Linked DNA regions of Homo sapiens: region 1 is linked to region 2. A link is a loop called in an ENCODE intact Hi-C map of the cell type or tissue named here. Cell type or tissue: HCT116. All regions are shown on one strand. Each heading gives the region's core, and the rest is flanking DNA. Links, peaks and the distances in the headings are about the cores only. Region 1 holds the start of LOC105369458 (a long non-coding RNA gene). Region 2 overlaps ARHGAP42 (Rho GTPase activating protein 42).

Region 1 (15,635 bases), core at 2,672-10,671, 340 kb before region 2:
CTTGTATTGACTTGCTCTATAGTAAACTAAATACGATTTTGAATTATATTAACAAATTTGACCTTAGAAAAATATAATTATATTTAGCATTTATCTGTGGGCAAAAAGGGGGTTTTATTTCTCAAAGTTTAAAAATCGCTGTTCTAAGTTATAGAAATTGACATTACCTACTCAAAGTTTTACACCTTAAGTCGGAAGTCCTCAACCCCTGGGCTGTGGACCAGTACCAGTCCACAGCCTGTTAGGAACCAGGTCGCAGAGCACGAAGTGAGTGAGTGAACATTACCGCATGAGGTCCACCTCCTGTCAGATCAGTGGCGTCATTAGATTCTCATAGAAGCGCAAACCCGATTGTGAACCGCAAATGCAAGGGATCTAGGTTGCACACTCCTTAGGAGAATCTAATACCCGATGATCTGAGGTAGAAAAATTTCATCCTGAAACCATCACCCCCTTCCACACCCCACCGACCCTTGTTTGTGGGAAAATTGTCTTTCACCAAATCAGTCCCCGGTTCCAAAAAGGTTGAGGACCACTACCTTAAGGAATTAACCTGTTATAAATAAAATACATACATATAAATTATAAGCCACATATAATGATATTTACAAAGTGGCATTCTTTGGGAGGGTTTTTTAAAACTGAGTAACTCTGAAGAACTATAAAAAGAAAAACTTTGAGAAAAAAAATCAAATGATTTAGATGGATGACAGATTAGAATCACAAATGGGAAGACAGTCAGGTTTTATTAAAGGACAGAATTTCCTTCTTCAAAAGAGAGAAAGAAGCAGTTCATTTTCCTGGGTTAGTGGCAGTGAGGTATCAGGTGGATGGAGACGTGGTGGAGGAGATAGGGGTTGCTCTTACTCCAAAGCTGTTGAAAATATAAGCAGCCTACTGTCTCACAGATTAGACATTCAACTTCTATTTATGCTGCCAGTGTTGATAACGATGATGACTATTTATGAGTTAATCAATAGAGGGACACTATGCCTACTATGAATAAAAACACCAATTATGGGCAGTCACTAGGGAGTGAAATACGGGAGGAAATGTAGGAGAAAAGACAAAGGGGAGAGGGGAAAAGGAAGGGAGAAATAATTGTTTACTGAATGCCTGCCCTTTTGGGGTTTGCCAGACTTATTTACATGTGGAGCTTTCCTAAATCTTCCCAGGAGCAGGTGCTATTATCACTTCCCATCAATAAGAAAACTGAAGTTGTGAAGTATTAAACTATGTACATCCATTCTACATATTTATTGCATGCCAAGTATGTTTCATCAGTGTGCTCATCTCTGAGGATATAAAGATGAAAAAACAAAACAAAATATCGCCCTACTTCAGTAAAACTACTGTCCAAGTTCTGTCAACCATCAATAAGTGACTTACCCAAAATCAAATAACCAGTAAGTGGAAAAGTATGTGAATGCAGGTTTTTCTAATTGTAGAACCTGTGCTCTTTGTACCATCATACCAGGGAAAAGCAAGGAGCTGCTTCTCCCCACTGCTTTCCTTCACAATGTTCACACCCAGAGTGTGGGCAGGTCTGCTAGCCTCCTTCTCTATACTTTCTGAGCCCTGGCTTCACAAGCTGTGCCTAGCCACCCATCAGGCTACTAAATAAATACAACAGAAGTAACTGCTTAGAAACCTGCCATAACAAATAATTACATAGGCCAAAAATTGCAATTGCTAACATATTTTGAGATATTGGCTTACATGTAATTTTTGTCTCTCTGGACATTCCCTTTTCCCTTTACCACATTTAAGCTTGTGTCTTGCTCTATGTTTCTTACCTTAGGGAAGGTATGTGTCAGGAAGAAAACAAAAACATCTGTAAGTTTCTGTTTGTCTAAAGAGCAAAGACAGGTAAATATACGGACAGAATATTTTGGAACAGAAGTATTGTTTCCCAACCCTCCCTCATTTGTTGACTAGAATGAGACTCATCTGGTGTAGCAGAGGTAGGGAGAGAGAATGGAACCTGCAGTAGGTTCACCCTCTACTTGGCTTTCTGGCAGCATTACCGGGAGAAGGTAATCCCCTCCCCGCCCCCACCAAAAAAGAGTCATGTGGTGCATTTGGATGCACATGAAATAGGAAGCATTTTGTAAGATTCTGATTCCCTAAATGTAGCACAAAATGATTGAGACTGAAGCTCCTCATGGACCAGGACAATGAAACAAGGACCAGAGGGTTTTATGACATTACCACTGCTGCCCTCCCACCCCAATGATGTAGTTGGGAAAACTGTAGCACAGTCTTGGAGGGAGGCAAAGAGAGCAAGCTGCATCCCACAAGCTCAACAGGATACAGAACTCAGAGACAAATCAGTTGAGCTATAAATATAGAGTTATGTTTCCTACACTCTTTCTTTGTACACTAATATTTATAACTCCTTCAGGGAGAGAGGAAGAATGTAGGGGAGTGAACAGGGGTAGGGAAAGGGCACTCCATTCCTCATGGCTTCAGAAAACATACCCAATTTCTTTTATTGATGGGGGAAAGGTATCACTCGCATCCCCCCCATCTCTGCCTCACATCCCCAATAATGTAAAATCCTTCTAAGCAACATCTAGTCTGCTCAGTCTAAACACCAAATCTTCACTTCAACAAGCGATGTCTTCCAGGCCCAACTATCTAGCTAAAATAAAACTTGGAGGAGTTGGTCTCTTTGTTAATGCAGGATTCTATAAACATAACAGAAAGTATAGGCTGAGCCCAACTAAATAATAAGTATATATAGCCTACTATTTTAATTTTAGCATGATACACCACATAGAGTAGGGTTCTAAATCTCATACTATCTTTCTGAGATCTGGTAAAAATCCTTTTTGCCTGGTGTAGCTGAAAAAAAAAAATAGTCTCTTTTCTTCCTGTGTCACTCCTGTTACTAGTCATCTTTGTGTTCTCCAAAGCAGGACTTCCCAGGGATGTTGATTCCTTATATTTGTAGGCTTACAGCTATTGAATAAGAGGCCTTAGTCTGCAGTTGTTCTACAAGAAAGATGAATTCCTTCAACCTTAGCTGCAAAATGTCTTATGAAAACTAGTACTCAAGAATCATTGCCTGTCTGAGTGAGAGATGTGATTGCTCCTGTTATGTGTCTGCTTTGAGTGGTCTGTGCTCAGGCAGTTTTCCTGCCTCACTGGCATTATGAAAAGTGTGTTCCACTGTCTACACATCTTGGAACACAGTGAGGCCTTTACATTGGGTAAAAACCGAAATGGATGGCAAGTCACATAAAAAATAGGAATGCCATTGTTTTAGCATAATCTTGATAAACATCCTTACTATCTGTAGCACCTCAACTAGGAGGTTTCAAAACTTAACCACATAGTACTCAATACATGGACTCCAGAAACATTACATAGATCATTGTTTACCATTATTAATTAGATACTCATGATTGATTAATCAAATAGAAAACGTGCTTAAAAATCATTTACAGAACCAAGGGCAATGAAAAAGGTATGTTGTACACACACACACACACATATGTATATATTTCAGATATCATATGAAGTAAGAAAAAAACGTTGAAGTCTAGCTTGCTTATAAGAAAATTGATTTGATTCAAAGCATTTCCCAAAGGAGAACATAATTCAGCTGATCAGCTAGTTTCCACATTCACACAACTTATTCTACATTCTACTCCTCTGAAAGCTCCAATTTGTCTACTTGCAAATACTTCTTGCAAACCACTTGGGGGTGCACAGCTGCCACTGCCTGTCAGAACAATACCAACATCCACACTCAGGGTACTGCCTGCAGATGCATTCATTACTTCCTACCTCATGCCATAGCTACATTGCTGGGGTCCGGGGGCTAGAGTGGCTGCCTGCTTCAGTGGAGAGGTTTCTTCACCTGGCCTCAAAGATACAAAGATATTCCAAAGTCTCATGAAGTTGCCCTGGCTTACTTGCATCAGATTTTGTCATGAGGCAATAGCATCAATGTCATCCAGTCCATCCTTCAGTCTTCTTTCTCCAGCTTTCCCAGATCAAGCCTTCCCCTTTCCCTATCTACAAAAATAACAGAGAATAGGGCAGTGATAGAGTTATTGGTAGGCAAGTGCTTTATTACGTGTATAGGTTTGTCTCAGATACTAAACTTTAAAAAATACATTTTATAAGGAGCTTCTTGTTTCTATTCATGTCTATTTGTATCACTGGATTTCCCAGGTAAATGACTCGAGATTTCATTATTTGGAAATTCCTTACTATATTGAAACCTTGGGAGAACAAAACACTGGTTATATATCTGGGTCATGGGATTATTGTGACTTCTATTTTCTACTTTAGATTTTTTTCTGCTTCTTTGTAGCAAGCAGGTATTAACTTAATGATCAGAAAATGTCACAAGAAAGAAGAAATGGAACCTTCTCAAGCATTTCTTGGAACTCTGTCTGTAATGTACGCAAAGATGATGATATCTGCCCTTCTGATACAAGGCCCCATGGAGCTCTAGACCATGTGTACTCCCAGAAAATTTATTCACTGGTTGAGTTCATGAGATCTTTCTTAAAAGAAATGCTCCTATCCTGGGATCCATTTTTTTCTCTCTTACTTACCCTATTCTTCCCCCTCCCCACTTTTTCTTTGTTTTGGAACACTCTCTTCTTCTTTCCTCGTCTTCCTGTTGAATAAATTTCAAGACTGAGTCCTTTCTATTATTCTTTCCTGAAATTTCATACATTCTTCTATCATAGCACCTACCACACTGCTTTAATGTTCATATATGTCCAAACATTTAACCAGGTTTTTACATAGATTAAGACTTTAGAAAATAAAGTGTCACCCGGTATTCAAGTTCTTACAAAGTTTTTGTTGCTGGGCAACACTCAGTTATTTATGTTAATTGACAAAGTATTCTTTAGTGGGTACATCTGAGTCTGAAACACCTCCATTGATGCTAACTTGGGATCTTTATATATCACCTGATTGGAGGAAATAAGGAAAACAAATTTAACTCAGAACTAGTCATTATTCCTGAGAGTAAAACTTTGCAATTCCAAATATTGGAAGTTACAAAAAAAACTAAATTTATCATTTAACACCACTAGAATAGTTGGTTGCATGAAGGTCACAAATATGTATCTACACAATGAATGGGAGGAAATTATCCTTGTCTCATACGAAAGATTAAAATCTCTACCACATGCATACATCCCCCTTTCCCCACAATGATATCTCTCAAATAATTTATATGTAAGTAAACATGATATGCTCTACAAATTTGATAGATATCTGGGTAAAAAAAAGCTCTACAGAAGACCAAAATACAAATACAAATGTTTTTTTTTTCTTTTTATTTATTTATTTATTTATTATTATTATACTTTAAGTTTTAGGGTACATGTGCACAATGTGCAGGTTAGTTACATATGTATACAAATGTTAAATATACATGTGAAGAGTTTAAATAAAATTTGGTTAATAAAATGTGAAAAGGGAAAAACTAAGTTAGTACATGATATATGTCTACATAAAATCTTAAACATAAATTTATCATTAAATTGATAAACTCAAATATTATAAACATTTCTTTTACATTGTTCAAACTTCATATATTCAAGTTTCATTTAGAAAACTAAGTTCATGTATTATAGGTAACTCTATAATTTCTTGTCTAAACAAGGGTAATTTTAAGAGTATTAGAAGTATAAATAAGCAAATGAGAAAACAGGTATAAACTGTTAGTGATTCAAGCAAGCCAATGCATATGGTCATCCATGGTATATATAGTATTATTTATGAATTTTGCTTCTTGAGGGCCAAGTCTGTTTATGTGTATTAGACATTTTTTTTTAGCCCTTGCCTAGTAAGATATGTGGCATGTGGTAGATAGTTAAATGCTTAAACTAATGAATGAATAAAATAATTAATTAATAAACAGTATTTTACAGATTTGAGTTATGAGCCAGAAAAGAAAGACCAGAATTTTATACACTCATACCGGTTATATACAAATATCCAAAAACATCAGTATAATGTGTTTTACTGCCATTTTCATCTTTGATGAATAAAAATACATAAATTTGAGTAAATAGTTATTTAGAAAGGGTTGGTTAACAACAAATGGGGAAAGGAGTTGGAGCAAGATGGCCAAATAGAAGCCTCCACTTATTGTCCTCCCCAAAGAAACACCAAATTTGACAACAACCTACACAAAAAAAGCACTTTTATAAGAACCAAAAATCAGGTGAGTGATCACGGTACCTGGTATTAACTTCATATCATTGAAAGAGGCATTGAGGAGGGTAAGAAAGACAGTCTTGAACTGCCAACACCACCCTCCCTGGCCCCCAGGAAGTGACCACATGGCAGCGTGGAGAGAGAATCTGTATTCTTGGGGGACTTTGCATTGGAACTCAGTGCTGCCAACAACAGGCAGAACTCAGCCAACACCCACAGTTGGAGTATTTAGACTATCCCTAGCCAGAGAGGAATTGCTGATGCCAGTGAGTGGAACTTGAGTTCCTGCAAGCCTTGCCACCACAGGCTAAAGTGCTCTGGGACTCCAAATAAACTTGAAAGGCAGTCTCGGCCACAAAGATTGCAACACCTAGGTGAGTCCTCGGGCTGAAGTGGGCCCAGAGACAGTGGACTGGGAATGCACATGACCCACTGAAATACCAGCTGGGGTGGCTAAGGAATGCTGACATCACCCCTCCACTAACCCCAGGCTGTACAGCTCATGGCTCCAAAGGAGACCAATTTTTTCTGCTTGAGGAGACAGAAAAGTGGAGATTATTTTGTCTTGCTTGTTGGGTACCAGCTCAGTCACAGCAGAATAGGGCACCAGTCCTAGTCATGAGGTCCCCTTTCCATGCCACAGTTCCCAGACATTTCTAGACACACCCTGGGCCAGAAGAGAACTGCAGCCTTGAAGGGAAGGACCTGGCAGGATTCATCACCTGCTGATTGAAGAAGTACTATTGAGATCTGAATAATCAGCCATGGTAACCATGTAGTACATACCATGGGCCTTGGGTGAGACTCTGAGATTTGCTAGCTTCAGGTGTGACCCAGCATATTCACAGCCATGGTGGATATGAGAAGAGACTCCTTCTGCCTGAGAAAAGGAGGCATAATAATAAAAAAGGATTTTGATTGCAGCTTAGGTACAAGCTTGGTCACAGTAGGGAAGATCACCAAGCAAGGTCTTGGAGCCCCTGATTCCAGGATTTGGCTCTTGGATGGGATTTCTGAGCCTGCCCTGGGCCAGAGGGGAGCCTCTTGCCCTGAAGGGTGAGTCCCAAGCCTGACAGCATTCACCACAAGCTGACTGAAGAGTCCTTAGGCCATAAGTGAACATTACTGGTAGCCTGAGAGTACTCCCTGTGAGCCTGTGTGGTGGTGGGCACAGGGAGAGACTATTTTGCCTGGGGAAAGTGGGAAGGACTTTGTATTGTGGTTTGAGTGCTAGCTTAGCCTTAGCAGGTAGATTTTTAAGTTTTCCAACTTCAGTCCCTGACTTCCAGACGGTATCTCTGGACCAGCCAAGGACATGAGGGAACTCACTGCTCTGAAGTGAAGGTCACAAGACTGGCTGGCTTCACCACCTGCTGGCTTTAAGGCTCTAGGGCCTTGAGCGAACATAGGTGGTGACCAGGTAGTAGTTATAGCAGGCCTTGGGAGAGACCCAGTGCTGTGCTGGATTCAGGTCTCACCCAGCCCAATCTCAGTGGTGATGGCCACAGGGGTGCTTGTGTAACCCTTCCCATAGCCTCATGTACCTCAGCAAAGAAAGAGAGACTCTTTTGTTCAGGAGAAAGTAAAAGAAGAGAACAAAAGTCTCCACCTGGTAATCCAGAGAATTCTTCCATATCTTATCCGAGACCACCAAAGTGGTACCTCTACGAGTCTTCAAGAACCACAACGTTACTAGGCTTGGGGTGCTCTGTAATGCAGATATGGCTTGCAGTGACCAAAAACTCAGATCTCAACCCCCAGGTCCCTTTGAATATGTAGAAAGCGTTCCCAGGAAGGATGGACACAAACAAGCCCAGACTGTGAAGACTGTGATAAATGCATAACTCTTCAAAGATCAGACACCAATGAACAGCCACAGGCATCAAGTCCATACAGAAAAACATGACCTTACCAAATGAAATAAGGCACCAGGGGCCAATCCTGGAGAGAGAGACATATGTGAGTTTTCAGACAGAGAATTCAAAATAGCTGTGTTGAGGAAACTCAAAGAAATTCAAGATAACGCAGAGAAGAAATTCAAAAATCTATTAGATAAATTTAACAAAGACATTGAAATAATTGAAAAGAATGAAGCAGAAAATCTGCAAGTGAATATGCAATTCACATGCTGAAAAATGCATCAGAGTCTCTTAATAGCAGAACTGATCAAGTGGACAAAAGAATTACTAAGTTTGGAGAAAGGCTATTTGAAAATATACAGTTAGAGGGGACAAAAGAAAAATGAATTTTTAAAATGAAGCATGCCTCCAGGATCAAGAAAATAGCCTCAAAGGGGCAAACAGAAGTTACTGGCCAGAAAGAAGAGGTAGAGAAAAAGATAGGGGTAGAAAGTTTATTGAAAGAGATAATAACAGAGAACTTCCCACACCTAGAGAAAGATATCAATATCCAAGTACAAGAGGCTATAATAAACGGCAGGCAGATTTAACCCAAAGAAGACAACTTCAAGACATTTAATAATCAAACTTCCAAAGGTCAAGAATGAAGAAAAGATTATAAAAGCAGCAAGAGAAAAGAACAAATAACATAGAATAGAGCTCTGTATGTCTGGCAGTAGACTTTTCTGTGGAAACATTACAGGCCAGGAGAGAGTGGAAAGACATATTTAAAGTGACGAAGGAAAAAAAAAAAACATTTACCTTAGGATAGTGTATCTATTGAAAATATCATTCAGGCATGAAGAAGAAATAAAGAACTTCTCAGACAAGCAAAGTTGAAGGATTACATCAACACCAGTCCTGTCATACAAGAAATGTTAAAGGGAGTACTTCAATCTGAAAGTAAAGGATATCAATGAGCAAGAAGAAATCATCTGAAGGTACAAAACTCACTGGTAATAGTAAGCACACAGAAAAACACAGAATATTATAACTCTGTAATAGTGGTGTATAAACTACACTTATGTAAAGCAGAAAGCCTAAATAATGAACCAATCAAAAATAATAATTATTAATATGGTTTGGCTGTATCCCCACCCAAATCTCATCTTGAATTGTAGCTCCCACAATTCCCATGTGTTGTGAGAAAGACTGGGTGGGAGGTAATTGAATCATGGGGGTGGGTATTTCCTGTGCTGTTCTCGTGATAGTGAATAAGTCTCATGAGATCTGATGGTTTTATAAGGGGGAGTTTCCCTGCACAATTTCTCTCATTTTCCTTTTGCCTGCTGCCACATAAGATGTGCCTTTCATCTTCCACCGTGATTGTGAGGCCTCCCCAACCATGTGGAACTATGAGTCAATTAAACCTCTTTTTCTTTATAAATTACCCAGTCTCAGGTATGTCCTTATTAGCAGCATGAAAATGGACTAATACATAAATTGGTACTGGTAGAGTGGGGTGCTCCTCTAAAGATACCCAAAAATGTGGAAGTGACTTTGAAACTGGGTAACAGGCAGAGGTTGGAACAGCTTGGAGGGCTCAGAAGAAGATAGGAAGATGTGGAAAAGTTTGAACTACCTAGAGACTTGTTGAATGGCTTTGGTCAAAATGCTGATAATGACATAGACAATAAAATCCAGGCTGAGGTGGTCGCAGATGGAGATGAGGAAATTGTTGGGAACTGGAGTAAAGGTGACTCTTACTATGTTTTAGCAAAGAGATTGGGGGCATTTGACCCTGCCCAAGAGATTTGTGGAATTTTGAACATGAGGGAGATGATTTAGGGTATCTGGCAGAAGAAATTCTAAGCAGCAAAGCATTCAAGATGTGACTTGTGTGCTGTTAAAATAATTCAGTTTTAAAAGGGAAATAGAGCATAAAAATTCAGAAAATTTGCAGCCTGACAATGCAATAGGAAAGAAAACCCCATTTTCTGAGGAGAAATTCCAGCAGACTGCAGAAATTTGCAGAAATAACAAGGAGCCAAATGCTGCCAAAACAATGGGGAAAATGTCTCCAGGGCATGTCAGAGGTCTTCATGGCAGCCCTTCCCATCACAAACCTGGAGGCCTAGAAGAGAAACATGGTTTCATGGGCCAAGGCCAGAGTGACCATGCTGTGTGCAGCCTAGTGACTTTGTGCCCTGCATCCCAGCAACTTCAGCCACGGCTAAAAGGGGCCCAGGTTCAGCTCTGGCCATGGCTTCAGAGGGTGCAAGCACAAAGCTTTGGCAGTTTCCATGTGATGTTGAGCCTGCAGGTACACAGAAGTCAAGAATTGAGGTTTGGGAACCTCTGCCTATATTTCAGAGGATGTATGGAAATGCCTGGATGTCCAGGCAGAAGTTTGCTGCAGGGGGTGGGCCTTCGTGGAGAACCTCTGCTAGGGCAGTGCAAAAGGGAAATGTTGGGTTGGAGCCCCCACACAGAGTCCCCAATGGGGCACTGCCTAGTGGAGCTGTGAGAAGAGGGCCACTGTCCTCCAGCCCCTAGAATGGTAGATCCACTGACAGCTTTCACTGTGCTCCTGGAAAAGCCACAGACACTCAATGCTGGCCCATGAAAGCAGGCAGGGAGGAGGCTGTACCCTGCAAAGCCAAAGGGGCAGAGCTGCCCAAGACCATGGGAACACACCTCTTGCATCAGTGTGACCTGGATGTGAGACATGGAGTCAAAGGAGATCATTTTGGAGCTTTAAGATTTGACTGCCCCACTGGATGTCAGGCTTGCATGGGGCCTTTAGCCCCTCTGTTTTGGCCAATTTCTCCTATTTGGAATGGTGTATTTATCCAGTGTCTGTACCCCCATTGTATCTAGGAAGTTACTAACTTGCTTTTGATTTTACAGGCTCATAGGCAGAAGGAACTTACCTTGTCTCAGATGAGACTTTGGACTGTGGACTTTTGAATTAATGCTGAAATGAGTTAAGACTTTGGGGAACTGTTTGAAACGCATGATTGGTTTTGAAATGTGAGGACATGAGATTTGGGAGGGGCCAGAGTCAGAATGATATGGTTTTGCTGCATCTCCACCCTAATCTCATCTTGAATGTGGCTCCCACAATTGTCATGTGTCGTGGGAGGGACCTGGTGGCACGTAGTTAAATCCTAGGGGTGGGTCTTTCACATGCTGTTCTCATGAGATTGAATAAGTCTCACGAGATCTGATGGTTTTATAAGAACATGCTGTGTGCAGCCTAGTGACATGGTGCCCTGCATCCCAGCAACCTCTTCACATGTTTTCTCATTTTCCTTTTGCCTGCCACCATGCAAGATGTGCCTTTTACCTTCTGCCATATTGTGAGGCCTCCCCAGCCATGTGGTGTGTCAATTAAACCTTTTTTTTTGAGACAGAGTTTTGCTCTGTCATCCAGGCTAGAGTGCAGTGGCATGATCTAGGCTCACTGCAACCTCCACCTCCTGGGTTCAAGTGATTCTCCTGCCTAAGCCTCCTGAGTACCTAGGACTACAGGTGCATGCCAACACACCCGGCTAATTTTTGTATTTTTAGTAGAGATGGGATTTCACTGTGCTAGCTGGGATGGTCTTGATCTCCTGACCAAACCTCTTTTTCTTTATAAATTACCCAGTCACAGGTATGTCTTTATCAGCAGCCTGAAAATGACCTAATACAATTACAATAACTTTTCAGGACATAGTACAAGAAGATATAAAGAGAAAAAACAAAAAGTTAAAAAAATTGGGCAATGAAGTTAAAGAGTATAATCTTTGTTAGTTTTCTTTTGGGGTATTTGCTTGCTTGTTTATGCAATCAGTGTTAAGTTGTCGTTAGTTTAAAGTAATGGGCTATAAGATAGTATTTGCAAGCTTTATGGTACCCTCAAATAAAAAAAACACACAATGAATACATAAAATATAACAAACAAGAAATTAAAAAATAATACCAAAAATTCACCTTCACTAAAAAGAGGACAAGAAGGAAGAAAAACTGGAAGAGAAGACTACAAAACAACTAGACAACAAATTACAAAATGACAGGAGTAAGTCCTTACATATGAATAATAATATTGAATGTAAATGGACTAAACTTGCCAATAAAAAGACATACAGTGGTTTAATAAATGAAAAAAGAGAACCAATGTTCTGTTACCTACAAGAAACACACTTCACCTATAAAGACACATATAGACTGAAAATAAAGGGATGGAAAAAGATATTCCATGCCAATGAAAACCAAAAAAGAGCTGGAGTAGCTATACTTATGTCAGACAAAATGGATTTTGAGACAAAAACTGTAAATAGAGACAAAGGAGGTCAGTATATAATGATAAAGGGATCAATTCAGCATGAAGATGTAATGATTGTAAATATATATGATCCCAACACTGGAGCACCCAGCTATATAAAGCAAATATTATTAGAGCCAAAGATGGACCTCAACACAATAATAGCTGTAGACCTCAGCACCCTACTTTCAGCATTGGACAGGTCTCCCAGACAGAAAATCAACAAAGAAACTTCAGACTTAATATGCACTATAAATAAAACTGGTAGATATAATATTTACAGAACAGTGGCTACAGAATACACATTCTTCTCCTCAGTACATGGATTATTCTCAAGGATAGACCATATGTTACATCACAAAACAATTCTTAAAGCATTCAAAAAATTGGGGTAATATCAAGCATCTTCTCTGACCACAATGGAATACAACTAGAAATTAATAACAAGGAATTTTGGGAACTATACAAACACATGGAAATTAAACAACATGTTCCTGAATGATCAATGGGTATATAAAGAAATTAAGAAGAAAATTGAAAAATTTCTTGAAACAAAAAATAATGAAAATACAGCATATCAAAACCTATGGGATGCAGTGAAAGCAGTACTAAAAGGAAAATTTATAGCAAAAAGTACCTATATCAAGAAATAGAAAAAGACTTCAAATAAATAACCTAATTATGCATCTTAAAGAACTAGAAAAGCAAGAGCAAACCAAACCCAACATTAGTATAAGAAAAGAAATAATAGGGATCAGAGAAAAAATATGTAAATTAGAAATGAAGAAAGCAATACAAAAGATCAATGAAACAAAAAGTTCATCTTTTGAAGTGATAAACAAAATTGACAAACCTTTGGCCAGACTAATGAAGGAAAAAAAAGGGAGAAGACCCAGGCCAGGCACAGTGGCTCATGCCTGTAATCTCAGCACTTTGGGAGGCCAAGGTGGGCAGATCACTTGAGGTCAGGAGTTCATGACCAGCCTGGCCAACATGGTGAAACCCCGTCTCTACTAAAAATACAAAAATTAGCTGGGCATAGTGGTGAGTGCCTGTAATCCCAGCTATTAGGGAGGCTGAAACATGAGAATTGCTTGAACCTGGGAGGTGGAGGTTGCAGTGAGCCGATCGTGCCACTGCACTCCAGCCTGGGAGACAAGAGCGAAACTCCGTCTCAAAAACAATCAAACACACACACACAAAAACAAAAACAAAAGGGAGAAGACCCAAAAAAATAAAATCAAAGGTGAAAAAGGAGACGTTATAACTGGTACCACAGAAATTCAAAAAAACCATCAGTTGCTACTATGAGCAATTATATGCCAATAAATTGGAAAATGCAGAGGAAATTCATTAATTCCTGAACACATACAATCTACCAAGATTAAACCATGAAGAAATTCAAAACCTAAACAGAACAATAAAAAGTAATGAAGCTGTAGTAAAAAGTCTCCTAGCAATGAAAAGCCCAGGACCCAATGGCTTCACTGCTGAATTCTACCAAAGATTTAAAGAAGAACTAATACTAATCCTACTCAAACTATTCCAAAATATAGAAGAGGAGGGAATACTTCTAAACTCATTATACAAGATCATTATTACCATGATACATAAAACAGACAAAGATATATCAAAAAAAAAAAGAAAACTACTGGCCGATGTCTGTGATGAATATTGCAGAAAAATTCTGAACACAATACTAGCAAAATTAACACAACAATACATTAAAAAGATCATTCATCATGACCAAGTGGGATTTATTCCAGGGATGCAAGGATGGTTCAACATACACAAATCAATCAATATGATACATCCTATCAACACAATGAAGTATAAAAACCATATTATCACTTCAATTAATGCTGAAAAAGTATTTGATAAAATTCATACCTCTTCATGATAAAAACCCTCAAAAACATGAATATAGAAGGAATATACCTCAACATAATAAAAACCATACATATCAGACCCACAGCTAGTGTTATACTGAATGGGGGAAAACCAAAAGCCTTTACTCTAAGATCTAAAACATGACAATAATGCCCACTTTCACCACTGTTATTCAACATTCTATTCATCAGCACATGCAACATTCTCCAAGATAGACCATATGTTAGGCCACAAAATGAGTTGCAGTAAATCTAAGAAAGTCAAAATTTTATTAAGCACTCTCTCAAACCACAGTGGAATAAAATTGGAAATCAACTTCAAAAGGAACCCACAAAACCATGCAAATACATGGAAATTAAATAGACTGCTGCTGAATGATCATGGGATCAACAATGAAATCCAAATGAAAATTTAATAATTATTTGAACTGAATAATACTGACAAAACCTACAAAATCTCTGGGATACAGCAAAAGTGGTGCTAAGAGGAAAATTCATAGCATTAAATACGTACATCAAAAAGTCTGAAAGAGCACAAATAGACAATCTAAGGTCACACCTTACAGAATTGGAGAAACAAGAACAATCCAAATCCAAACCCAGCAAAAGAAAAGAAATAACAAAAATCAGAGCAGAACTAAATGAAATTAAAACAAAAAATACAAAAGACAAATGAAAAAAAAGCTAGTTCTTTGAAAAGGTAAATAAAACAGGCCATTAGCAAAATTAACCAACAAAACAAGAGAGAAGATCCAAATAAACTCAATTAGAAATGAAACAGGAGATCTTATTACTGATTCCACAGATATACAAAAGATTATTCAACATTAATCTGAACACCTTTATGAACATAAACTAGAAAACCTAGAGGAGATGGATAAATTCCTGGAAAGATACAACCCTCCTAGATTAAACCAGGAAGATATAATAACTCTGAACAGACTAACAACAAGCAGCAAGATTGAAATGGTGATTAAAAAATTGTCAACAAAACAGAAGTCCAGGATTAGATGGATTCACAGCTGAATTCTATCAGATACTCAAAGAAGAATTGGTGCCAATCCTACTGATACTATCCCACAAGATAGAGAAAGAGGGAATCCTCCCTAAATTATTCTATGAAGCCAGTATCACCCTAATGCCTAAACCAGGAAAGGACATAGCAAAAAAAGAAAACTACAGACCAATATCCCTGATTAACATATAATAGATGCAAAAATCCCTAACAAAATACTAGCAAACCGAATCCAGCAGCATATCAAAAAGATAACCCATCATGATCAAGTGGGTTTGATACTAGGGATGCAGGGATGCTTTAACATACATAAGTCCATAAATGTGATACTCCATATAAACAGAATTAAAAACAAAAAAATCAATGTTCATCTCAATAGATGCAGA
Region 2 (15,635 bases), core at 2,583-10,582:
TAGGAGTTACATATGAGATATGATCCAAAAATATTTGAGCCAACACTAAAAAGGCAAAATCTGAGGCTGCTAATCAAGGCACCAGGCAGGTCTCCTTTAATCTGCAACATTCAATAACCTGGGTAAGACTTGCAACTGATCCCAACTCCAAGTACTTATCATCTCTTCCACAACCAGAGTCCAAGACAATAGCATTTCCAACCTGGTTGGCTAAATGGCTTCCTGGCTTCCTAGAACCTCTATTCCCTTACAATCCATTATCTATAGAGCAGCCAGAGGGCAGCTTTAAAATGCCCATCAGATCACATTACTTCCCTGACAACCCTTCAACTGGCTTCCTACTCTGGCCCACAAACTATATGCAGTCAGGTGCCGGGTGGTCTCCCCTGCCTCTTTGTGTCCCTGCCTCTGCTCTCCTACTCTACTCCAGTCACAATGGCCCTCTTTCTTTCCTTCAAACATGCCAAATTCATTCCCACCTCAGGCCAGCTATGTCCATGTCCTGAGATGTTTTCCTCTTGATCTTCACATGGCCATGTACTTCAGGTTCATCTTAAATTTCAAGAACTTTGCTGAAGGTCAGGCCTTCTCTGAAATAGCTGCCCAGGGAACTATCATATCTTCCTGCTTCAAGTCTGCATGGTGTTAGTATCTGGTATTTTGTTATTATTGCTGATATTTTTATCTTCTCCCCTAGACACAATAAAATCTCCACGAACGATGTCTGATGCTTAGTAGTATAACTCAGGAAATGTTAGCTAAATGAATGAGTGAGAAAAAGGAAAGATGTTCTGGGTTCATTTTCTACATGATGAGTCTTTTTAAAGATTCAGGGCACCTTATCTATCCTCCTTGGGGTCCCAGCACTATACCTGCAAAGCAGCGTCAGCAGCATTTGCATCCACAGCTCTCCCAAAGCAGCAGCATTACATTATAATTTCATTTCCCTGTTGGAGCTCAACCCTGGATCTTAACCCTACACTTCCAGAATGAGGTCCAGCCATTTAAACTGGGGTTCCCAAAGACTATCTGAAGATTGGAAGGTGTAGAGAGGAAAATTCTGGACCTGCCTCCAGTCTTTTCATCAGAGGTGAGCCTCAGGCTGTACTTTCAGAAAGCTTGCTAGCGGGGCAGATTTGGGAATGACCCTCAGCCCACACAGCACAACGTCCCAGTGAAACATGGTCTAAGGAAGAACTGAGGAAGTAGAGGCACTCAGAGAAGGACAGGACTTTAAAGAACTGTGTGTGTGCACATGAACACATGCACGTGGGTATGTTGGTTGCATAGAGGTTGGAAGTGAGAACATTATCAGGTTCTGAAGACTTCTAAGAATCAGACTATGGTAGTCTCAAATAGAATATAAACTTTTTCCCTATAAATCTTCTAGCCAACTATAACCATTTGATTTGATCAGGATATTACTGAGGACTTCAGAACCATTTTCCTAAAAAAAAGGAAATATTTTTCCAAAAAATCACATTTTCTAATAGCAACAGCTTCCTCCAGTAAACAATAAGTCATATTTCTTTGAACCATTAAGACAAATTATAAAGAGATCGATAAGGAAACAATCTCCGAAGTTGTAGAAGTGATTACAATATTCTTTACAATGACCTAATTTTCAAAACTACACTTTAAAATGTACCCCAAATCTTGTAATTAATATTTTAGACATATATGTTCTCCTTACTTGTATTTATAGTATTTTATGGGACTGGTTGAGGGAGGGGAAAAGCATACAGAATAATTATATCGCTAAATAAATAAAGACATACATATTGTTAAATGTGTCAAAATCACACAGCACAAAATACTACCTGTCATGACTTTTCAATTATCTGTGCACTGACTAGACGGAATTTTCTTCTGCCGAGATCTGTAACTGCAGGTGTTAACTCTGCAGAGAGCTTTGATGATTTAATGTAGACTCTGTAACAGTGAAGTTTCCTCAGGTGCTAACGCTTCCTCTTTTACTGTCTTGGTGTATTGAAGAGGATGTGAAAATAACACTGTCACCTATTGTATCTCTCTTCAGAAGATTCTAATCTCTCTTTGAAAAAGATTTTGAAAATCCTGCCTCTTACTGCTTGGGAGAGTGAGGTAATGGCACAGTTCTGAAAGCCATTTCTTCCCTTATCATTGGAAAAATAATCTGCCCACCAGCCTCATTCCTCATTCTAAATGCCGTCTAATGCATTTAATGAGGAAACTTAACAAAAGTTTGATTGGGTCAGTGTGCAAAATTTGCCAGTGCTTATCTTAAACATAAGAGAAATTTTAAAAATTCATCAAAATTGATACAATGTCTTCAGGAGGCCTTTTGAACAATGAGAAATACACACATTTTGTATGCTATTGACGGTTTCACTTCTGAAGGGAATAGGAGTGCACGGAGGTAGAAAGATACTAAAGCAATACTATATATAAAAGTGGAAATTTTTAAAAATCACAACAATCTTAAGTATTCATCAGTAGAGAACTTAAAAATAAATTAGAGCACACCAATCTAATGAAGTATTAGGCAGCAACTATAGATAATGCTATTGAAGAACTCATGTAATGAAACAATGTTAATGCGTAAGACAAAAAGTTTACAAATTTGTTCTTGGCAAGAACCCTAAATTGCCCATGACAGTTTACCAATAAGCACTGCATTTGTTCCTTTGGCACTAATTGGAGATTTTTTTTTCTTTCTTTTGCTTTTTTTTTTTTTAGACAGGGTCTCACTGGGTTGCTCAGGCTGGAATGCAATAGTGCAATCATGGCTCACTGCAGTCTCGACTTCCGGAGCTCAGGTGATCTTCCCATCTTAGCTTCCCAGGTAGCTGGGACTATTAGGTGCACACCACCGTGCCAATTAATGTTTTATATTTTTTGCAGACACAGGGTTTCAAATTCCTGGGCTCAGGCGGTCCACTCGCCTTGGCCTCCCAAAGTGCTGGGATTACAGGAGTGTGCCACCATGCCCAGCCTAGTTGCAGATTTCTTAAAATTAATTACATGTTCTTTTCAAAGATTTTTTTCCAACAAACACTGGCTGTTTCCAGCTTGAATATCTAAGTAATACTGAATGCCTCAATGCTAAAAACTTCCACCTGAGCCTGTAGAGTTAAAGCTGCTTGTGTCAAAGACATATATATTGCAATTCCATTGAAAAAGAAGTGAAAAAGTGAGTAACAAAGTATTTTTTAGGTTAAAAATGTGCATTTTATTTACTCATTCAACAATTTTATTGAGCATCTATTGTGTGTTGGGCACTATGATAGCAACAATACAGTGAACTCCCCTACCATCCCCGCATCCCTGCCCATGTGTCCTTTTCTGTGTGTTTATCACAGAGGAGTAGTTTTCAAAAGGTGGTCAAGGGAACCTGTGGAGGGGAGATAGAGGGGCAGGCAGAAGCCTAAGATATCATTGCTCTGAAGCTAATGGAATGTATATGACAATTCATTTATTTTGTATTATGTTGGGTATTAAAGATATCTGAAAAAATGTAAAACAGTTCAACTCTTTAGGAAAATATCATTTTTCATTAACATTATGTTATTTGTGCTAATATGTAATAGGCTTATTCTTATTTTCAATAAATACATATTTTAAAATGTTATGTTTGAATTTCCAATACAGTAAATATCAATAAATATAATCCATAAAAACAGAAGCCCTTTGGGGATCCTTAAAGATCTTTTAAGTTTATAAAGGTGTTGTGAGATCAAGAAGTTTGAGAAACCACTGCCACGGATGAGATTAGAAGGCTGTGCACCAAATTTTAACAGTTTTCTTCAGGTGATGAAATTATAAGTGGTTTTAACTTACTTCTTCATTAATTTTCACATTTTCTAAAGGAAAATCATTAAATTATTATTTTAAACATCACAAATTTTTTTGCTTATGGGTGTTATGGTGATTTCTGCATCTTATGTGTGTCTTACATATGTAACTGTGTTCTAAACCAGTGATTTATAGCCTTTTAAAAACTCAAACTCACTGGGCAAGGTAACTTTGTTGAGCTTTTTGTCCTTTGTAATTCTAAGCAAAATATTTGTCTTTTAAAATTTGATAATAGAAACATTTGATTGTTTACAATGAACCAGACACTCAATTCTCAATTTATGCTCTTAATTCTCAATTCAGCCTTCAAAACATATTTGTATAGCTTGCCTGTTTATACTACTTTAAAGTGGATCTCTGCTCTGAGTATAACTGAGACCCAGGTGAAGGTTTTAAGGATACTATTTTCCACATGCCTTTATAATGGTAAGACACAGCCTAGCTACATTTGGCTTTTAAAGGGATTTTATAGGTTAAGGAAAACAATTGTAAATAACCAATGTCTGCTTAGGGCTGTGCCGGGCACTATGACATTTTTCTCTATTCCAAAGGTTCTCAAACTTTCATGTACATAAGAATCACTTGGGGAGGGTGACAAAAATGCAGCTTCCCGAGGCCTCAGTCTTGGACATTGTGGTTTATAAGGTCTATGGCAAAACCCTGGAATCTTCATTTTAACAAGTCTTGCAGCATGGTCCCTCCCATTCCAGTGAACTTGCTTTCTTACAGATCTCCAATGATGTCTTAGGAGTTAAAACCAGTGTCCTCTCCTGATCTCCTAAACCATTTTTTGCAGCTTCTACCACTGTTGGTCATGCCTTCTCATCCTGTCCATTCTTCTCTGTCTGAACGTTAAATAAAACCATTCCCCAAAGACCAATGCTTGGCCATTTGTTCTTTTTCATTTAGTAAGCCTCCTTGCTAGGTACCTTCACCTTCACCTATACAGAGTAATTGCTATGTAGAAGTTTCTTAAATGGCATCAAACTCCATGCTGTCTCCTGGTTCCAGCTGCACCTTTCTAACTGCCTCTCATTGGCCCTCACAGCCTCCTCAAACCCTATGGCCAAAATTTTCCCTTCCTCCTACATATGCACAAGCTAAGATCAGAAGCTAAACCACCATTCTTTCCAACACTGTCTCAGAGACTTGGAAACTTCTTTTCCTGTCTCTGATTCCCAATATCAAAACAGCTGCCCAATCCTGATCCTATTCATAAAAATCTCCTTATAGCTTTTCATCCCTTTGCTACTCTCCTGATTAAGGCCTTTTAAATCTCACCAGTTCCATCCTAAATGGTTGACTGTTCTCTCCCCTTCACAACCTGCTGGAAAATGATCTGTTCTGGTGCATCATAGATTAGATCACCCCTGTGTTCAATGACCTGCAGTGCCTGCAGCAATGCTGGGGGGGTTACTTTTCCGTGGCTCAAGGCCATCCACTAAAATCTCCCAACTGGTCTCTTTCCAAAATATGGCTAGTCTTCCTACTGCCTCTACTGGTTCTATCTCTTTCAAGGTCTAATTCAAGGGTAACCTTGAGCTCCTTAGGAAAAAAACAAAAATGAGACAGGCATTGTAGAAGGTCAGGGAAATTCCCTCAACTTCTATGAGTCATTCAGTTTTATTTAAGAGTACAAAAGAATATCAGGTAACTGTTAAGAGTTAGTGTTTAAATACCACTAATATATTAATCAGAGGCTTGAGTGTCTTAGGCAAGCAGTTTCAACAATAATTATGATAATAGTTATTAATGTAGAAACCATCTACAGAGCACCTGTCATGTTCAAACACAGTATTGTGTACATTCCCAACAATGTGGCAAGCTGAGAATTATGATCTTCATTGTATGGATAAAGAAAACAGATTCCCCAACATTGGTAACTCTGAGGTTACACGAACTAGAAAGTGGTGACCTAAAAATTTGAACTAGGGTCTGTCTGACCTAAAGTTCATTCATGTTCCCCTGTGCCTCAGTGAAAAGTTGTCACACAAATCACAAGTGTTGTGAACTGACAGACTGTAACTCTGAAGGTAGAGCTGAGTGAGCTCTAAGTTTATGCTGATCCCCACTAAAAGTTGATTTAGAGTATTCAGAATGCAAAAACATATTAAAGAAGTATGAGTTGGCTGGGTGCAGTGGCTCATGCCTGTAATCCCAGCACTTTGGGAGGCTGAGGCGGGTGGATCACCTGAGGTCAGGAGTTCAAGACCAGCCTGGCCAACCTGGTGAAACCCTGTCTCTACTAAAATTACAAAAATTAGCTGCACATGGTGGCACACACCTGTAATCCCAGCTACTCGGGAGGCTGAGGCAGGAGAATCACTTGAACCTGGGAGGCAGAGGCTGCAGTGAGCCAAGATCGCACCACTGCACTCCAGCCTGGTGACAGAGCGAGGCTCTTTCTCAAAAAAAAAAAAAAAAAAAAAAAAAAAAAAGAAGAAGAAAAAGAAGTATGATTTGACTGTTGAACATCTGAGTGTATTTTTATTATATGATAGCTTTCTGATTTACTTCATCCATAGCTTGTTTTCTTAAAGCTCTACGGGGATTACCTCTTTGATTATGATTACCTGAGTTTTTACTTAACAGGCTGACTTTTTAGAGCTTCCTAATAAAAGGGCTCCATCTAGTGAGCAATTCAACTACGTAGCATGGCAGAAGAAGTAGCAAGGTTAAATCCCTTACACTAAAGCCTAAAAATCAAGACAATCTCAGAGAAATGATGTTTGCTGTGACATGCATGGGGCTTAGTTTTCACCATGCTTCGGTCAAAAGGAAGATAAAGACACTGCTGACAGAGGTAAGGTTCACATGCTCTTGGCTCAGCTATTTAAATGCTAGGCACTGACCATTATTCTAGGAAGATACCAAAGTGGCTCTACTCTCTGCAGTTAAAAAAACCTAATACATGAGGGCCCTTACTGGGCTTTGAACAAAACCAAAGAGAGTTTGAAGGTTATTGTTATTGTTATTCTTAATAACTATCACATGCCCAGTACTGTCTAGGTACTTTATAAATGTTTGCTGAAAAAGTCCATATACTTTTACAGGTTGATAAAAATTATTTGGTTAAATAACTTTTAGAGGAACTATACAACAACTATACAACAGTATCTGTGATTCCTTTCCTTCACAGCCTCAATTAGCCAGACATTGGATGCTCAAAAATGTGTTCGTACATCTAAAGGAAAAATCAAGGTTTGTTATTCAAGTTCTCACATTTATATGCTCTTTCAACAATAGGCATTGAGTGTCTCCTACCTGTACTAGCAGCTGATAGTAAAAAAAAAAAATAATGAAAAGCCTCTGACTTTATGAAATTCCATTATTCAAATTAAAAACCGAAGCCCACTGTAGATCAAGAATAAATTTGAAAGCAAGAAGAGTAAAGTAGGAACTTTAGAAGCAAGCACATTAGTAGAAGCAAGATGTAACAACTCATATCCTTTTAATAATGGAATGGAATGTAAAATCTGAGAACCCCTAATGAAATTATGTACTCTAAAAACAGAGTCGCTTTGGGCAATTAACTCTACAACATCTCTGAGATCCTTAAGGATAACCATATTTTTCCATGGATATTCATGATGATTCCTCCAGAAAAAGTTATATAACTTTTAAAAATCAAGAACATGCTTTTGAAAAGTGGTCCCAAAATGACTGTCATCAAAGATGTATAAAGGATTATAGCAATTTTTATCTTCTAGGAAATGTGTTTGTTTAGAGCCCTTCTACTGTGAAGATTTCAGCAAATGAGACATCACTATAACAATGTGAGATGATATATGCTGTTTACAGACATGACTTCCTGTGAAGGGCCAGTGGACTTAAATTTGACCATCTGCATAATGGAGAGGCGGAGCTGTCACAGAGAGTGTCATGTCAATACAAAGCAACAATGTCACCACTTTTTTTTAGATGCATTTAAGGGTTTGGAGAACTTACCGCCCAGAAGAAACTGGTTTAGGTGAACCAACATTTTCAAACAGTTGAGCTTTTGCTGCCACTCTGAAAAATGATTTAAAATGCAAGTTTCATGAAGTCAATCACATTCAGTTCTGCTCAAAGTGAAATTCATGATTGCCAGTTAAACAAGACAAAAAATGGTTGAGAACCATTGCCAAAATTAGAAGGGAATTTTAATTGTTTTAACCTTTAATGTCAATGAGATTTTTAGATCTAACCTCCAGCTTACAGAGTACCAGGCTGTAATTAACCAATAGCTACTTCCTCTGGGGATCTTACTATCCTCATCCTTTTTATCTCAGAAAACCATGGGAGCAGTAAAAGGAACATTTTCTCTCTACTCTGCTCCCAGCAGCACGGCTATTGACTCCTGTGGAGCCACGAGTGAAGATGCAAAGAATCAAATCAACATGACAAAAGAACTGTTGTTCATTCTTTTAGCTAAGAAAACACTAATTATAATACTATTGATGTATTTTTTTAATATGTGAACATATGTCTGTAAAGTGAAAAGGGCAAACTCTGAAAATATGGCCAATAAACAAATCTGTAGATTTACATCTTGTTTCAAATCATGGAGGGCAAGGCAGAGAGGATATGTTCTAATTGAACAGGTAAGACTATCAGGTATGACTAAAAAGAATTGAAAGAGTTTCTATATTTACTGGAAGACTCTATAAAATTCCTTGATGTTCTAAGCTAGATTTTTAAAAAATCTATCTTATTTCTTTAATTGACAAACTCTTCTCCCAGAGCCAAGCCATTTGATTATCTCAAAGATCATTTTACACCTAATATAGAACACACACTTTAATCATTTGAATTTCTACTTTATGGGTACAATCACAAAAGAGAAACTCTTCTCTTTCCTCCACCAAGAATGGAGTTTATATTCTCTCATCTTCCCTAATACATTGGCTTAACATTTCTTTCCCTTAATGGGCAGAACTACACACAGTGGGGAGTAGACACACTGACAAATATATTTGCCTATACCACTGTAACTGGATTTCTAACCAAAAGAGATAAGGTACATTGAACATGCTCTGCAACCAAAAGGTTCCTGTCAGAGAAAAGGATGAACTAATGAATTTATGACACAGTTCCTATAGAAACAGGCTTAGTAAAATGTCTTACTGGACTTTTAATGAATAATTAAAATGTCAGGAAGAATGCCATCATATTAAAAATGGAGAAGGTAAAACAGAAGGAGCACAGAATTGTAGTCAGAGAACCCTAGGTTGGAAACGGTAGAAAAGCATCAGTTCTCGTCATCTCTAAAATGTGGTTTATACTACCCATTTCCAAAGGACACTGCAGACCTTAAAAGAGATAACTCATGTAAAGACATCCAGTAATGGCTCAGAGAGCATTAGGAAATTCTCAGCAAATGTCAGGAAAACAAAATGAAAGGGAGAGAAACTTTTTATCTCTCTTTTTTGCTTACTTGTTTAGCCAGGTTTCCATTGTTCTTCTTCACCCACTTTCTACTCATGTCTATGTACCCTTCTCCTACCAGCCTTTACAGTTCTGCATCATTTCCTTTGATGAGAAGTACCCACTTTTGCCTTGCATATTCCTCATTCTCTACTAGCTTGTTTAAATCAGTGAGGACTCAGGTATGCGGGCGTAGGATGGAAGTGAGAAAGAAGCTGCTTTAAAACAGTGAGGAGAGCAGGGACCTGGCTTATAGTCAATGCGTGGCAGTCTCTTCAGCGGAGAGATGGATGTTTAGCTTTTAATGGGAACACTTTTAGTTCCAAAGCTTATAACTACTGTATTATACATCAGTTTTCATTTCCTCAAATTAAGTCATAGCTCTGCTTCAAAGGAAAGTGCTTGAAGTGCTGCCCTGTGAGAGAGATTCTGTCCATATCCGAAGACTTCCACATCACTCATAGAAAAGAATAGAGTCTTACAGAAGTGGACTGTACCCACTCTACAGATAAAGTATTCCCAATGTATTCAACTTGTGGGATTCCCAAGAGTTCTTCTGAAACACTCAACTCCTCTCTGTATCCCTGGGAGACACAGCAAATATACAAACGCTCACTTACACTGAGCCAGGCCGCTGATAGCCATTGCTTGAGGCAGTGTCTAGTCTTAATCTCCTGCACATTTTCGGAGGCAGGTCTGGGTTTGGTGAAGCTTTGGGTGTCTCCTTGGAACCTACAGAAGTTAAGCTTTGAATAGATCCACTGTAGCTCTTGTTTCCTAAAAAGAAAGCCCAAGAAAATAGGCAAGGTGCTATTAGACAACATAATAGCAATAACACGTACATGTGCATAACAAAAGGAAGCATTTTTCTCTGAGCCCAAATGGGAAGGTACAGAATGTTCTTTGAGTACAGCAACCCATCACTTGGGGAGATCAAAATCTACAATAATTACAAAGACATCACTTCACAGACATGGAAAGATTCAGGAAAAATGTCACAGTGCCTAGGTTGTAAAATCCAAGCACAGGAAAAAAGTAGATAAGCATCATTAGTTTCTCCACCATTAACTTTATCCCTGCTTAACCATGCTGAATAATCCAGCACAAGTGACACTGAGACAATGACATCTTGCACAAGTTCCACTCTGCCTTACCTTCAGCTGCAGAGATGGATCTGAGAGAAGAAGCAGAAGCTCTTTTCAGTCCTGAAAGCCCATAAGGCTCTTTCTTGACTAGGTCTATGGGTGGGGAAACGTCTCCTGGGCTAGTGACTGAAGCAACACTCTGGCAGTCTGATTCTGCATCTGTCTTGGTTGCATCTTCTCTGGAACTTGATTCAGGACTAGTTGTCCACAGACCAAGGCTTTTCTGTCCATTGGAAGATGATGGGGTTGCAATCCAAGGAATCCCTCCAGATTTCTCCCTGGGCTGGCAGGAAGCTGACTTTGTAGTGCTATTTTGTTCAGAGGAATGAGAAGAGAGTGACTCAATGCTCCCCATAGGTGTGCTGTCTGGGCTGCTGCTATAGGAGTCACCTAAGGAGTAGGAGGGAGAGAGATGAAAGCAACTGTAACTATCTATTGATAACAGCATCACCAAAACCCTTCTGTTCTCCAACTTACCATGTGTTCTGCGGCCACCTGACCCCATTAAAGTGGTAGGCCCCTACCTAGTACGGAGAACTGTCCTCAGTACTGGAGAAAGGCTTTAAAATATGCATTTGAACTTGCCAAACGTATTTTTCAATGCTATTTTAGGAAGTTTATGTATGTACCTATGAACTACCTGCCTTTAGATAATAACTTTACTTCTTGAAGCATAAGTGGGTTGACTTGAATTCCCACAAAATTTGTTTATGAAACAGGATTCAGAAGTAAGAGAAATAAGATTCCTTCATGATATTACAAGGAATCAATGAAAGGGGGTATAGTAAAAACATATTTCTGCTTTCTTTTACTTTTCTGATCATAGGTGATTGATTCCAAGTTACAAAGTACTCAGCCTTCTTTCATTCAAAGGCACCATTAAATGTCAGTAGTAAATTACAAGTACCTCAATTTTCAAAGGCTTTTTTCCTTTCCTGCTAAGAATATAGAAATGTAAGAAACTGGCTATTTTGCTGGTTTTATTTCCTAATGTTCCTAAAAGCAAGTTATAAGAAAAATCAGATAAAGCATAATAATGCATTCACATATATCTAAATTAAAAATTAGTAAACTATTTTTTTAAATTTTTCTGGGTACATAATAGGTATGCATATTTGTGGAGAACATAGGATATTTTGATACAGGTGTGCAACTTGAAATAAGCACATCATGGTAATGGAGTATCCGTCTCCTCAGGCAGTTGTCCTTTGAGTTACAAACAATCCAATTACATTCTTTTAGTTATTTTAAAATATATAATTGACTATTTTCTATTAAATATTGACTGTGAGCAAAAAATTGGGGTGGGGGGTATAAAATAAAATGAGAACAGCCACAGTTTAATGTGTGCCATGGTGTCAAGATGCCACCCACATCACCTTAGGGCTTGGCTCAGAATTGTAAGTTGATGATAATGTGTGTTGTTTCTTTTTATCTTTTCTCTTTCAGACACTGATACCCAAGAGATAATGCTTTAAGAACATAATGTGAAAGGAAGGAAGAAAATGACAGCTTCAGTCAGACTTTGTCTTGCTTTCTTCTTTACCACTTTGACAATAGGACAGAACCTGCTACAAAGGAGCACCCAATGTACTTAATCACAGTTGCAGAAAAAAGGGCCTTGAGCCCTTTTTTCTTTTTTTCCTTTTTGTATCAATAATGAATTTGCTTACCCAAGCAACTGTACAACTATTGACAGAGAATATACAAATGATAAAAGAGGAGGTGTTGGGGAAAGAGCATCAGTGAGAACATCTTCTATTTCTACCTAATTACCAATACAGTGAAATACATCTGAACCAAAGAATGAAGAAAGCATCTCCCTAAGGCCGGGTGCACTTACTATCAGGTTCGGCCAGGCATGGAGTATACCTCCCTCTGGGCTTCCTAGACCCTGTAGAGAGGCAGATTGCTCGTGTCCTTCGGGATCCAGATCGAGACTGAGGCTGAGGAAGAGGAATGCTTGGGTCTGGAGCAGTATGAAAAATCTACGTATAAGAAAAATGGACCAAGGTCAATAAAAGGGTGATATTGCCACTTTCATTATAAAATAAGCTTTGAACCATATGCTACTTAATCAGCTGCAAAATATAAGTATCCTAGAGCAATTGTAACTTTTCCATTTATCTGGAGTATTCTTTCACGGGGTTTTCTTTTTTATTCTCTCCCATTTCCCAAAAGTAAAATCTAGAAGATCTTTCAATAACTTTAAGAAACCTTCCAAATATGAACAAGACATATTGATGGTTTTTATTGTAATACTCTCTTTCCACCTTCATACTCTGAAAAAACATAACCTGAGAAGAGCTGAGGCTCACTCTATATCATTTCTCCCACTGAATGGCTCCTTGCTTCTCAGGAGAAGATGCTGCCATGCTGTTGGCTCTGAGCTGCCAAGGAGTGTGGCTAGCTGCAGGTTAAGGTATGTGCAGAGCTACAGGACACAGCCATGTGCTCTTGCATTGTGAGAGAGCTTGTGCCCTTAGATAGACACTAAGGGCATGCTTCTGTGGGTGCTGGGAAGGGACCCAGGGGAGGAGAAGGCCTTAATCATTCTCTCACAAGGACCAGATCAGAGATAAAAGGATTACAAATTGTTAGACCTTAAATGGTTCAATTTGCTTAATACTCCAACTAATTCAGCTTTCAAAATTTCCCATTTTCATAGTTATTCTAAGATCTCACTTTTTTCAAGAAATCCTTCTTAGGGACTAGATATAGAGAAGACTTCAAGACTGTTGCCTATATTTTTTTCTTTTGTTTAGTTAGAACATTACCTCTATATAATTAAGAGTTTGATTTCAAAGGGATACAAAGAGAAGGTTAAAATAGAACCAACCACAAAGTGATTTTAAAATGTTCTCTGCACAGGAGCAATAAACTTACCATACAATGTAAAGAAGAAAACCTTTTGAAGTCTATTATGTAGAAGGAAAGAAAACCACCTAACTGAAGGATTTTGAGAAGCACTTAAAAACAACAAGGAAAGAAAACTGAAGTCCCCATTAAGAAGTAATTTATACAAAACTCATGAGCTCACAGATCAAATGCAAAATTCCTTTATAAAACCAAGATATAAAACTTGACACTTCCACATGAAAATTCCGCCTACCTTTTCATAGTGCTCTATCAGAATTTCTACCACAATATTCTGAAATTTAATATTCATCATAGCAGCCACAGTTTCTTCCTGTGCTCTCATTAGAGTTGGGCCAAATATGACACCAAGATTTGAGACAGTCATGAGATTTTGTTGGCTGTGTAGTGATACTCTGCAAATAAAAAGCAACAAAAATATCTTAAGTTATATGTTTCAAAATTATGAAATAGTCTCTTCTATCAAATTTGTGGTGCAAAAAATGTAAAATATGCCATTATAGGGAAATTGTCCTACTTTTAGCCACTTCCAATTGGCATTTGGAGTATGGCCTAAAAAGATGTAAACAGATAACATTAACTCACGTAAAACATAATTACAGGCAAAACAAAATCTATTAAAGAAAAAAACCCCTAATTTCCTAAATCAAGTACAATTACCCTAGAAAGATGATCAGCTGTTTGGTATTTTCAATGCTACTATATTTCTTTTGGAACAAACAGTTAAGAATAGACTGGTGGCAATTATATTCAGAGTCACCAAACATATTATTGAGAATCTATTGCCAGGAATTTTCCTACATATTATTGTATTTAGTCTTCCCAGTAAGTCAGATATTCCTATCGTACAAATTTTAAAAACCTCAGAGGCTCCTAAAGAAACGTGTATTTTGAGGTCACAACAAATTCAGGACAGAGGTGGCTGTTTCAATTCAGGTCTCCTGACTGCAAGTCAGTGGGTTCCTTGAGCTCCTGGGATAGATCATTGGCCAACATGTTTCTTTTCTTTCTCTTTCCTCTTTCCATCCATCCATCCATCCATCCATCCATCCAAAACTTCCCTGAGTACCTCCCTAGTATTGGGTGCTGTGCTAGGCAAACAGTGAGACAAGGAGATGTGGTAGCATCATTGCTGGCTTGACAATCAAATCAAAAACCTCTGATATCACTGACCTGAGTGAAGTAATCCTAGCAACTCTCAAGAACGACTTTGACTAGTTCACTAATCTATTCTGGAAATTAGATACATTCTTTAGAGGATACCTCATTTGTTTGACTTATCTTTTAGTTTAACCACTCACTTTTCTATCTTACTCCAAGTCAGGTTATTAGTATAACACAAGATTATGTTTATGTCGGACTGACCATGCGTCACAAACTGCATTCTACAACCAAAAGTAAGATTTTATGGGAAATCCAGGATTTTAGACTATCCATGCAACTCCTGTCACAAAACAGGAAGAGAAAGCTGCCACGCTGACTGACGTTTTCCTTATGCCGTAGAGAGCACTAGCTAAGAAAGCATTTACTTCAAGTAAGAAGAGTTTCATTCCAAGTTTCCTTTTAATATAATCAAATACTATATATTAATTGCTTAATATGTATTAGAAAATCTACTCAGGAAAGTAGTATGTAAATGTAGTAAGCCTATCTAGATTCAGAGCTTGGATCCATCTCTTGGAAGTTGGGTAAGCTCATTTATGTTATTTAATATCTCTAGGTTTCGGTTTCCTTATCTGTAAATTATATATATAACAACCCATGTTAGGTTGTTGTGAGAACTAAATAAAATAATAAATTGTATATGATCTCAAGATAATATTATCCCTGAAATTAAATTAGCTTTAGGCACTCTTGCTAAAATGTCATGGTTCCCATAATGTAAATAAAGTGGAATATAGTTAATATTAAGCTCATTAGGAGTAAACTTGGGAATCTCAAAAACTTGGTTTTGAAAGGTGGGTTAATGACTACATTGCACAGAAGATGGATTATTTTAATGACTGATTTTCTTTTTATTGAATTTTCTTTCTGCTGGGCTACTCAATAGATACAGACTCCCACCACTCACCATTTCAGCAGGTTCTACTACTTATTTCCCCAATTCATGTAGGGAGCTGATACTCAACTGCTGTCTCCTGGAACATCTCTCTTTCTTTTATTAAAAGAGGAAATGTATATCAGGATCTGTCAACTTGTATTGTTTCAAATCTAGGAGTTTACAAATAAAGAAACCAACATTATATACTTAAGAGTTCTACTTATGGAAATGGTAGAACATAAGGAGCCCCATGGATCCAATAAACAGAGAAAAAATCATAAAGGATAAAAATTATTATTTAAAACCATAACCAAAAACAGTTAAAGTCTCTA

What was found. Hi-C counts contacts between places; a loop is a spot of excess contacts. Peaks named below come from ENCODE experiments on the same cell type or tissue, not always from the same donor. Only the 100,000 strongest peaks of a DNase experiment are listed, where the experiment ranks them.
Region 1: it touches region 2 in a loop (9-fold over the local background); 25 of 110 quality-filtered maps call a loop at or near these places.

Annotation. Positions count from the first base shown.
Region 1 is chr11:101,312,289-101,327,923 of GRCh38, reverse strand. It overlaps LOC105369458 (a long non-coding RNA gene), which reads right to left and starts at 8,211. Exons shown (of 4, transcript XR_947952.2): 1 at 6,985-8,211; 2 at 3,924-4,026. In HCT116, for the core only: CTCF peaks have their summits at 3,713 and 6,396; a DNase peak (open chromatin) is centred at 3,748.
Region 2 is chr11:100,971,197-100,986,831 of GRCh38, reverse strand. ARHGAP42 (Rho GTPase activating protein 42) reads right to left here. Exons shown (of 24, transcript NM_152432.4): 18 at 13,498-13,657; 19 at 12,229-12,373; 20 at 10,395-10,775; 21 at 9,861-10,017; 22 at 7,783-7,845. Among named protein-coding and RNA genes, the nearest start is that of SNORD13I, 45 kb to the right of the region's middle. RefSeq lists enhancers at 7,528-8,094, 8,095-8,663. In HCT116, for the core only: a CTCF peak has its summit at 6,464 (motif pointing left); no DNase peak of the experiment used is centred there.